2 separate regions of the Homo sapiens genome follow, and region 2 is linked to region 1. Evidence: chromatin loops called from intact Hi-C (ENCODE). Cell type or tissue: PC-3. All regions are shown on one strand.

The links. A loop is a pair of places that touch in the nucleus more often than their neighbours do. Peaks named below come from ENCODE experiments on the same cell type or tissue, not always from the same donor. Only the 100,000 strongest peaks of a DNase experiment are listed, where the experiment ranks them.
Region 2: a loop joins it to region 1, with 2.3 times the contacts of the local background. A loop is called at or near these places in 1 of 110 quality-filtered maps.

Annotation. Positions count from the first base shown.
Region 1 is chr2:170,737,316-170,742,315 of GRCh38, reverse strand. The region is part of intron 1 of ERICH2-DT (ERICH2 divergent transcript); the gene reads left to right. Among named protein-coding and RNA genes, the nearest start is that of SP5, 24 kb to the right of the region's middle. In PC-3, no CTCF peak of the experiment used is centred here; a DNase peak (open chromatin) is centred at 3,095; H3K4me3 peaks cover 1,054 bases; H3K27ac peaks cover 2,794 bases.
Region 2 is chr2:170,367,150-170,372,149 of GRCh38, reverse strand. MYO3B (myosin IIIB) reads right to left here. Exons shown (of 35, transcript NM_138995.5): 9 at 2,773-2,928. Among named protein-coding and RNA genes, the nearest start is that of MYO3B-AS1, 19 kb to the right of the region's middle. In PC-3, a CTCF peak has its summit at 2,053 (motif pointing left); no DNase peak of the experiment used is centred here; H3K4me3 peaks cover 465 bases.

The DNA of each region.
Region 1 (5,000 bases):
TCCAGAGTGGGTCATGTTCACGTGTACGTTGGATCCTGTCCATCCACTGCTCAAACCCTCTCAAGGTTATCTGCCTCTGCTATAGTAAAAGCCAAAGTCCTTGCTTTGACTTCTAAGGCCCTCCATGATCTGCTCCCCATGACTTCTCTGTCTTTATTCCCCTCTACTATCCCCCTTGGTCAATCTTCTCTAGCCACATGAGCTTCCTTGCTGTTGCTTGAATACAGTAAGCACACTCCTGTCTTAGGGCCATTGTACTTGCTGTTCCCTTTGCCTGGAATGCTGTTCCAGCAGATGGCTGCTTGTCTTGATCTCTCACTTCCTTAAGTTACCTTCTCAGAGCAGCCTTCCCTGCCCAGCCTACCTAAAATTTCAGCTCCTTTGATCGACTCTTATTCTTCTTCCTTGTCTTATTCCCCTCTTAGTACTTTCCATTACCCAGCATGCTCTATAGTTTACATATCTGTTTTTTGTTTGTCTCCCCACTGAAATGAAAGCTCTGTGAAGGCAAGGATTTCTGTCCTTTTTATTCCCTGTTCTATCCCTAGAGCCTAGAGAACTGTGCCCAAAACATAGCAAACTCTTAATAAACATTCACTGTTCAATGGGTAGTCATCATAGTGATTGACACTGCATATTGATTTTCAAATTTAGAATCAGCACTTAGGAAAATAACAGAAGATAATTATGATTACAGAACAGTATGTAAATGCTTTCAACCTTAAGGATGGTACAGTATGATGACAGAGGTTTGGAGGTGATCAGGGAAGGAGAGGTGAAAAGAAGGGAAAGGACACCAATGTCTTCATCTTGCAAAGTATCAGAAACAAGAGACTGGCTCTGATGGTTAGAAAATGAAGTAAACTTATAAGCACAAAATTGAAAGTTGTAACTTATGGTTGTAAGCATAACTGATAGAACTAGAAACAATGAATTAACATGGGAGAGAGATGGAAGTGATGATATGAATCATAACTTTGAGTTCATCAATAATATTGGCAATGTCTGCTTTTGTCTGATTTCCCTAGAACACAGAGCCCGAGGCAAAGCTTAAGTGCTTACGCTTTTGTCGGGAGGTACAGACCCAGCTCTGCGAGAGCCAGGGGAAAAGGAAGAGAGGCAGGGAAGGAATGGCAGCAAGTACAAGGTGATGAATGACTGCACTGGCCATTGCTTCATGAAGAGCCACGAAAAAACAGAGCCGGTTTCTCAGCAGGTGGCTGGCTGCTCAGTCACAAAGGACCTCTTTGGACAGGCTTTATGGAAATACTGTGCCTAGGACAGTCGCTCAAAGGCAGGAGGGAGAGAAAATGCATCTGCAAGCTCACTTTGTCTTCTTTCTTCTGCTGGTCAAAATTTGCTGGCTGGGGCAGTTAACGCCCTCACACATCCGAGTTGTGTCACCTGGCCCCTTTGGTAGCCACTGGGGAAGCCAGATCTAGGCATGTGGCCTGATGGCTCCTGCGGTGGAACCACATGCTCACACTCAGTCAGTCACCACTGGGATGCCCTGGGCAGGGCAGGCTGAGTGGCTGGGAGATAGCTGAGCCTAAGATATCTAAGCAAGCACCTGTGATGTATGCACTGCAGTGTCCAAATGTGAAAAAGCAAGAAAGGGAGATAGAAGCATATTTTTTTCTGGAGAGAAGGAGGAAACCACCAGGAGAATACAAACAGAAAAAAGGTAAGGTGGTTGTCTCTGGAGGTGGGAAAGAGGTTGGAGAGCAGAATGTTGCATCTTATTATTATTAGCATTCCTGCACAATTTTTTAAATGCATGGATACATTGATAGAAATCACTTTTTAAAAACTCAAAAACTAGGTTTTATCACTCCTCTTTCCCAAATTCTTCAATGGTGTCCCATTGCTTTTAGGATAATTGAAACAGATTGAGCAACACTATTTTTCTGTGGGAATATTAGCTCTTAGACACTGCAAGTTAATATTGTTGTTATTTATATAGCCTAAGTTTGTTCTATTAAAAATTTACTATTCAGGCTGGGTGCAGTGGCTCTTGCCTGTAATCCTAGCACTTTGGGAGGCCAGGGTGCGTGGATCACTTGAGCCCAGGAGTTCCAGAATGGGCCTGGTCAACATGGCAAGATCCCATCTCTACAAAATTTTTTTTTTAATTAGCTGGGCATTGTGGCAGGTGCCTGCAGTCCCTGCTACTTGGGAGGCTGAGGTGGGAGGATCGCTTGTGCTTAGGAGGTCGAGATTGCAATGAGCTGTGATTGCACTATTGCACTCCAACCTGGGCAACAGAGCAGGACTGTGTCTCAAAAAAAAAAAAAAATCACTATTGAAATACTCAGTGAAGTATCAGTGATTTTGTAGTAAGCTTCCACAAGTACAATATTTAAGGGAAAAAAAGTGCAGCTGCTCATTTTGATTTTAGGGGGTTTCAGTTCTGAACTAAAGTCCCTGAATATCAAGGTCCTGCTGGCCTCTCCTGGCTCACAGTGAGTGACTTCCTCTTTCTTTCTGCTCAAACCATATTGGCTCCTTTTCTGCTTGTTGGACCCCTGAGTCTTTCTTCCACTTCAGGCTTTTGCACCAGGAGCTCCCTTTATGCCCATGACTCCTCTCCTCAACCCATCCTCCAACACGCCTAGTCCAGTATTTACCAAGCTTCAGGTTTACACCTAACACCTTCATGTTTGCCCTTTCTGTGTAATGCGTACTCTATTATTTTTCTTATGATCTTTTTTACATTGACAGCTTTTAAAACTTAAATACATTTATTTTACAAGGAAATTTTATATGCCAACGTAAATGGAAAGCCAATTTCACTGGCCACAAATAATGCAAAACCATAAAATACAGAATAATGACAATAATATATCTGTGTACCACTAGTTTCTGTAACATACTTTGCAACACCCTAGTTTAATTACTTTTTACTCATTGTTGAGTTATTTATTAGCTTAAATATTGCTTTGTTTTAGGGAAGTCTTCTCTAACTGCTTGGACTAGACCAAGCTCCTATGCAGCACATTCCTGGACCATGACTGCATAACATTTGTGAGCTACGCAGCACTCATAGTTACATATTTGTGTGATTATTTTACAGTGTTTGCCTTGCCAACTGGACTTAAGCTTCATGAGAACAGGATTTGTATTAATTTTGCTCCCCTCACATCTGTGCTGACCACAGCGTGAGCCTATTGTTAATGCTTAAAAAATACCTACGGAATGAATAAGTGAATACCTGTATGAAATTATCACCTGAGAGCAACCAACTTCCTTTGTTTTGCTTCCATGCCCACCAATACGTCTTCTAACTACAATGAAGTTTCCTCAAATTCCTCTTCTTTTTTTTAGAGACAGGGTCTTTCAGTCTGTCACCCAGGCTGGAGTGCAGTGGCTCAATCATAGCTCACTGTAACCTCCAATTCCTGGGCTCCAATGATCCTTCTGCCTCAGCCTCCTAAGTAGCTAGAACTACAGGCACATATCACCATGCACAACTAATTTCTTGAAAAATTTTTGTAGCCCAGGAGTTCCAGACCAGCCTGGTCAACATGGCAAGATCCCATCTCTACACTATATTGCCCAGGCTGGTCTCAAACTCCTGGGCTCAAGCAATCCTCCTGCCTCAGCCTCCTGCATAGCTGGGACTACACATTTGCATCACTGTACTCAGCTCTGAAATTATTTTTGAAAGAAAGCAGGGTAAATATAAGTAATGTATGAATAAATGAATAGATGGATTTCAGGAAGAGGGTGGCCTGGAGTGGCAAATCATAGTTACCAAAATGACTGCAACAGTCTCTCCCATTCCACGTGTTCTGCAGAGGGACTTTGTCACTCCCACATCAAGAGACAGAATCTGGCCGGGCACGGTGGCTCATGCCTGTAATTCCAGCACTTTGGGAGGCTGAAGCAGGCAGATCACTTGAGGTCAGGAGTTCGGGACCAGCCTGGCCAACATGGTGAAACCCCATCTCTACCAAAAATACAAAAATTAGCTGGGCATGGTGGCACATGCCTGTAAGCCCAGCTACTCAAGAGGCTGAGGCACAAGCATCGCTTGAACCCGGGAAGCGGAGGTTGCAGTGAGCTGAGATTGTGCCACTGCACTCCAGCCTGGGTGATGGAGAACTCTGTCTCAAAACTAAATAAATTAAAAAAGAAAAAAAGACACAGAATCTAATTCCCTCCTTTTGAATATATATTAGTCTAAGTGACTCACTTGAACCAACAAATGTGACTTCCAAAGCTAATCAGAAAGGTCAGTCAGCTTCCACCTTTCTCTTAGAACATTCACGGCCTGGCTGTGCCTCTCAGGACACTCCCTCACCGGGCCCAGCCACCATGCTGTGAAGAGCCAAGCCACATGGGAAAGCCACGTGGCAGGTTTTCTGGTTGCCAGCTCCAGCTGAGCCCAGTCTTCAAGCCACCCTAGCCCAGGCAACAGACATGTGAGTGGGGCAGCCGCCAGGTGATTCCTGCCCCTAGTCATTCCAGTTTTCCCAACTGACACCCTAGATATTGTGGGGCAAAAATAGACCATCCTTGTTGTACTGTATCTGAATTCCTGACCCACAGAATCTGTGAGCACAGTAAGATAACTATTGTCTACACCACTAAGTTTTGGGGGTGGTTTGTTGTGGAGTAATAGATAACCAGAACAGAATTTGGTACCTGGAAGTGGGATTCTCCCATAACAAAAACCCAAAACATAAGCGAAAGCAATCAGCTTTTGACTAGTCAGCAGAAAGAAGCTTGTGGAAATAAAGGAAGATCAACCAAATGAGAATAACCAAAGGCTATTTATTTAGAGCTTGCTGTAGCAAGGGAGCCAGCTGCCATTACTTGCATTTGGGAAGACACTCAAAAGCAGGCGGGAGTGGGAAAGCTTTTAGTGGAAAAAAGGGAAGGCTTTGGGTATGCCCTATTGGAGGCTGCTGGCATTGGGAAGCTTTAGTTAGGCTAACTAGAAGTGGGGCATCCTCTTTGACTGGTTAGACTGCACATTTGGCTTTCCCTGGTTGGCT
Region 2 (5,000 bases), 370 kb after region 1:
GTTGTTTTTTTTTTTTTTTTTTTTTTTTTTTGAGACAGGGTCTCACTCTGTTGCCCAGGCTGGAATGCAGTGGTGCAATCACAGTTTGCTGCAGCCTCAAACTCCTGGGCTCAAGTGATCCTGCCATGTCAGCCTCCGGGGACTACAGGCATGTGCCACCATGCACGGCTAATTTTTCTTTTATTTTTTATTATTTATTTAATTTTTTTAGTAGAGATGAGGTCTTGCTATAGTGACCAGCCTGGTCTCAAACTCCTGGGCTCAAGTGATCCTCCTATCTCAGCCTCCCAACGTGCTGGGATTACACGTGTGAGCCACCACACCCTGCCAAGCCAGTGGTTTTAATCACCACATTGCACTGCCTGCCGGGTGGCCATAACTGTGCAGAAAAATGATGAGCGGGTAATTAGGCCTCAATCATCTATATACTCACCTCAATTTTTCTGTTTTTTTTTTTTTCTGCTTTAACTTGAAAAACCACAGCTTTAAATATATTGATTTATCAGCATGGAATGATATTTGAGAGTTTTTCCTGGTGGGCTGAAAAACATCTATGTAGCCAGCTCCTTGCCAGTTGCTAAGAGGAAGTAATAGTACAAGAGAGGTGGCAGGTTAAGTGTCAATTACGTGCACTGTGTTTCCTTTGGAATTAATTTTCCCACATCCTAAGGAAGTGTCTGTTTAAAGTGTTGATACCTATTTGTGAGGTTGTATTTTTTTTTAATGATAGTTCAAAGAAACACAAACCACTGAGTGAAACTCAAGATTACAAAGACCCTGTGAGAAGCCTTTGCCACCACATGAGGCTTCTGACATCAAAGGAGTTAACAAAGATAAAGAGAAATTAGAGAAAGGGGATGAGAGAGGCTGGTGTTACAATTTTCTATGGTAAAAGAAGAAAGGTTTTGGTTTTTTTTTTTTTTTTTTTTTTTTAGACACTGTCTTGCTCTGTCGCCCAGGCTGGAGTGCAGTGGCGCGATCTCAGCTCACTGCAACTTCCGCCTCCCAGGTTTAAGCAATTCTCCTGCCTCAGCCTCCCGAGCAGCTGGGATTACAGGTGCCTGCCACTATGCCCAGCTAATTTTCTGTATTTTTAGTAGAGACAGGGTGTCACCATGTTGGCCAGGCTGTTCTCAAACTCCTGACCTTGTGATTCATCCACCTCGGCCTCCCAAAGTGCTGGGATTACAGGCGTGAGCCACCGCACCTGGCCTGTTCTTTTTCTTTTTGAAAAAAAAAGAAAAAAAAAGAGAGAGAGAGAGAGAGCATAGATCTGGACAGGCAAAGTCAGGCAAATATGAAAATCCAGATAGCTTGGCAAATGAAGTCTTAGAAATCATTCCATGGCAAATCCTAGAACAGGGAGACAAGGAGGAGATGCTGGATTTGACTCATACCCTTTAGATGTTGGGTTTGTTTTTTGCTTGGTTTGTATTTTCTTTTACTTCGTCTTCATTTTTGGTGGTGGTGGTGCTGTGTGTGTGTGTGTGTGTGTGTGTGTGTGTGTGTGTGTGTGTGTGTGTGTAGGTGGGTGGTAGGGGTGGTGGCTGGTGTATAGGAACCAAAACAAGGAAGAAAAGAGATTTCAGCTCCCTGGGGCTTAAACACAAGTTCCTGCTGCTTCAAAAAGACCCCAAGTCACAAGAATTTCTCTGCATTTCTCTACTCTGTAGGGAGGCCATAGAAACAGAAAAGGCAGTGGAAAAAGGAAACAAGTAGGAAAAAAAATCCCCTCTGAGCTATCCAAAAGGGAACCTGGTGGAGAAAAATCAGCAAAATATAGTCACCTTGATACTACGCCTCCAGCTCCAAGAGTTTGGATGCCAATGTTTGGCTTTTTGATTAGTAAACAGTTTTCTGCAGAATACATGAATATTTCCAGAACTTGTAACTTATGATATTTTATTTTCTTCACCTCCAGTACTTCCAATGTTCTTTTAATAATAATGGACTGGAGCTTATCTACATCCTGGATGGTTTCATAAAACCAAATAATTGCTGAGCATAGGAAGCAGGTTTATTTGCATTTAATTTTTTTTAAAGAGAAATTCTGCCACCCTCTGGACAGAAATTGAAGATCTATTTCTTAGAGATTTACCAGGGAATACTGTTTAAAGCACTTGCCCCTGAAAATAAACATTTGTATAAAAATCTACCTTCTAAAAAAAAAGAGGATGAGGTAGGGTAGGAATCACAGTTGCTTTAGATAGCATAAGAAATACCTGAAAAATGTTACTTAAAAATACCAAATCGACTCTAAAGAGTTTGAAACTAAAGAGAAAATGGTCTCAGAGCACATTAGAGAAACAGCCTTCGGTGTTTAGCTCATAATCTTTCCAAAATCACTTTACAGCCTGCATTACTGCTCTTCAGTCTACAATGGCCAAGTAAAGGTGTTTCACACAATGTCAGCCATGGTTGCTTTCATACGGTTACCTCTATTGGTAAAAAAAAAAAAAAAAAATCCAAATTTCTGTTAAATGTAAATATATATATTTGTTGATTTTTTAACTAAAGCTAACTGAACACCAGGGCAGAGTAAGATTTCAGCCACTTGAGAGAAATTGGCCATAAGAGCACAAATGGGCAGTTTGTTTCTGAAGTTCTCCTGCTCTCATCCACTGGGCATGGAGTACTTAATGTCATGTAAATAAAACTCTTAAAAATGCAGGAATGTAATAACTACCAGTAATAATGCTGGGCAAATCAAAACACATGACATGACATTTTTATAAACAACCACAGGGAGAAAGAAGAAAGAGAGTACAGTACCTGGTTTTAGCAACAGGATTTTGATGCTTCTGGTCTTGGAGAACCTTGGCCAGCTGTTTTTGCAGAAACAGAACTTTTCCATGTACTCCTTTAATAAATGGGTGGTCAAGGAGATGTGTGACGGAAGGTCGCCTTTCAAAATCCTTAATAAGACACCTGTTTGCAAAAACCAACAAACAATCCAAAGTACAATCTTAGACACCCTGTTCCCCTATGAATATGGGAGATGGAGAGAAGGTAAAAGCTCATTTATAAAACCTGATCATTGGTTAATGATACACAGCTCTCTCTTTAATTAATATGTACCAGAAAACAGAAAAATAGTAATTCTCTATTAGTTGAATTAATTAAAACATCAGAAATCTGTCTTCGTTTGTTTTAAGCAAAGTTGAAAACACAATTTGTACCATCAACTTGAAGTACTCAAAACACTAAAAATATAGACTGCTCAATTTTCTATCCGCATTTTCATTAGAGAAAAATATTTTCAGTGGAGTCAAGTTGATTTGTATGTATACTTTCTTTTAGAAATACGTAGAATTAAATACTATCACCTCAATTAAATCCTAATATATGAAATGCCCCTTGTTTACCGGCAGGGAAAAGGCATCTAGGTGTTAAAAGGAAAAAAACTAATCATAAAGAAACCTTCACAGAAACGCTGGCGCTTGATTTCTAATGTCTTCTGAAGAACCAGAAAAACCACAGAACAGGAAGTGAGTACAATATAATTCAGATGAATTGGAATAGAATTATACAAACAGGGAACAAAAAGTCCATTCGAAATGATAAAAATTGGGTTGCATTTAAACTCTTCTGTGGTTAATTGGTTAAAATCATACCGGCATAACTACTTTCTGTTTTAGATTCAAAATCCTTTTCAAAGCAATGATTCAGTACATTTTGCTGCACCTTCTGTGTTATTCAAGATGATTTGGATACAGGGAAATTTCTAGTGAAATTGAATCTGACGAATATCCCTCCAACTGCCATCACATTTCTATTCTGCGTACCTGCCCTTGGCGAGAGGAAGAAATTTTAACATCTACCCTTTTAAGCCACTTGTCCTTAAGCCCACATTGGAGGCTTAGGATAAATGGATGCCATTCTGCCCAATCCATGAAATAAACGTCTTTAGTTTTCTCAACAGTGGAATGCCAGCAGCATCTAACATACAACGTATTTTTAATGAAATTCACTGACAAATGTTAAAAAACTTCAGCCTCACCTTGAACATCTTTTCAAAACACTTAAGCAGAGTTCTTGAAACAATCCTCAAAAGTTAAATTTACAAAAAAGCTTTGGTTTCTGCAGTTTTCAGTTCAAAACACTTTCATATCCCTTACCTTCTAGTCCTGAAAAGATATTCGGTAAATCTCCCAGTTACTCCATTTTATAATTGATTCAGGGGATTCCCTATCTATTGGAACTGGAGCTTTCAGCCAGAAAAGCCAACGGAACCTAAATTATCTCCATTCAGCTGCTTGCAGGACTATAAATACCACCTCTGCCTTGCCATGGGAAGAAATACATCATTTGACTTTTATAGGTTCAGGGCTTTTTGTATAATCTATTATTTTTCTGTGAAAAATAAAAAATCAGTGCATATGCTTTAAGAAGACTGTGTTCATGTCTTTACATCAGCAATCTTCCCTTGATTCCTTGTATATTCATCTCTATATGTAACTATCAAAGTTAATATGCTTAGATATTATGCAAAAATGCTAATAACCATGTTTCCTGAAAAAAGAGGGAACCCAAGAGGTAGTTATACTGTCAGTAACATAGGTGTATGGCCCAGTCCTCCTAGCATTAGGAATAGTGTATAAAAACTCCTAAGATAAACATAGCCCCTATGTCCTCTGAGAGTTCCTACTGAAGATGCACCCGGTAGTTGTGCACACCCCCAGGAACCTCAGAGGGAACGGGTAGGATGGGAGTCCAGGAACTGCTGGATCTGAAGCTAAGCCTGCTTACTGATTTCTTAATAAGTCACATTATGTCTGTTTCTCATCACCAAATAGGCATATCAGTATTGAAGTATTTCCCAAACATGGGGAGAGAAATTTCTTGTTTCCTCACATAATATTCATCCCACCCATCCGTCACCCTCCCCACATTTTTGTTTTGGCTTTCTTCCTGTGTTAATTGTTGAAGCGTCATCTGACTACCAGGAAATGCTCATTGAAAAGAAAGAATGAACAAAAGGACCAGGGGTCCCTCAATAG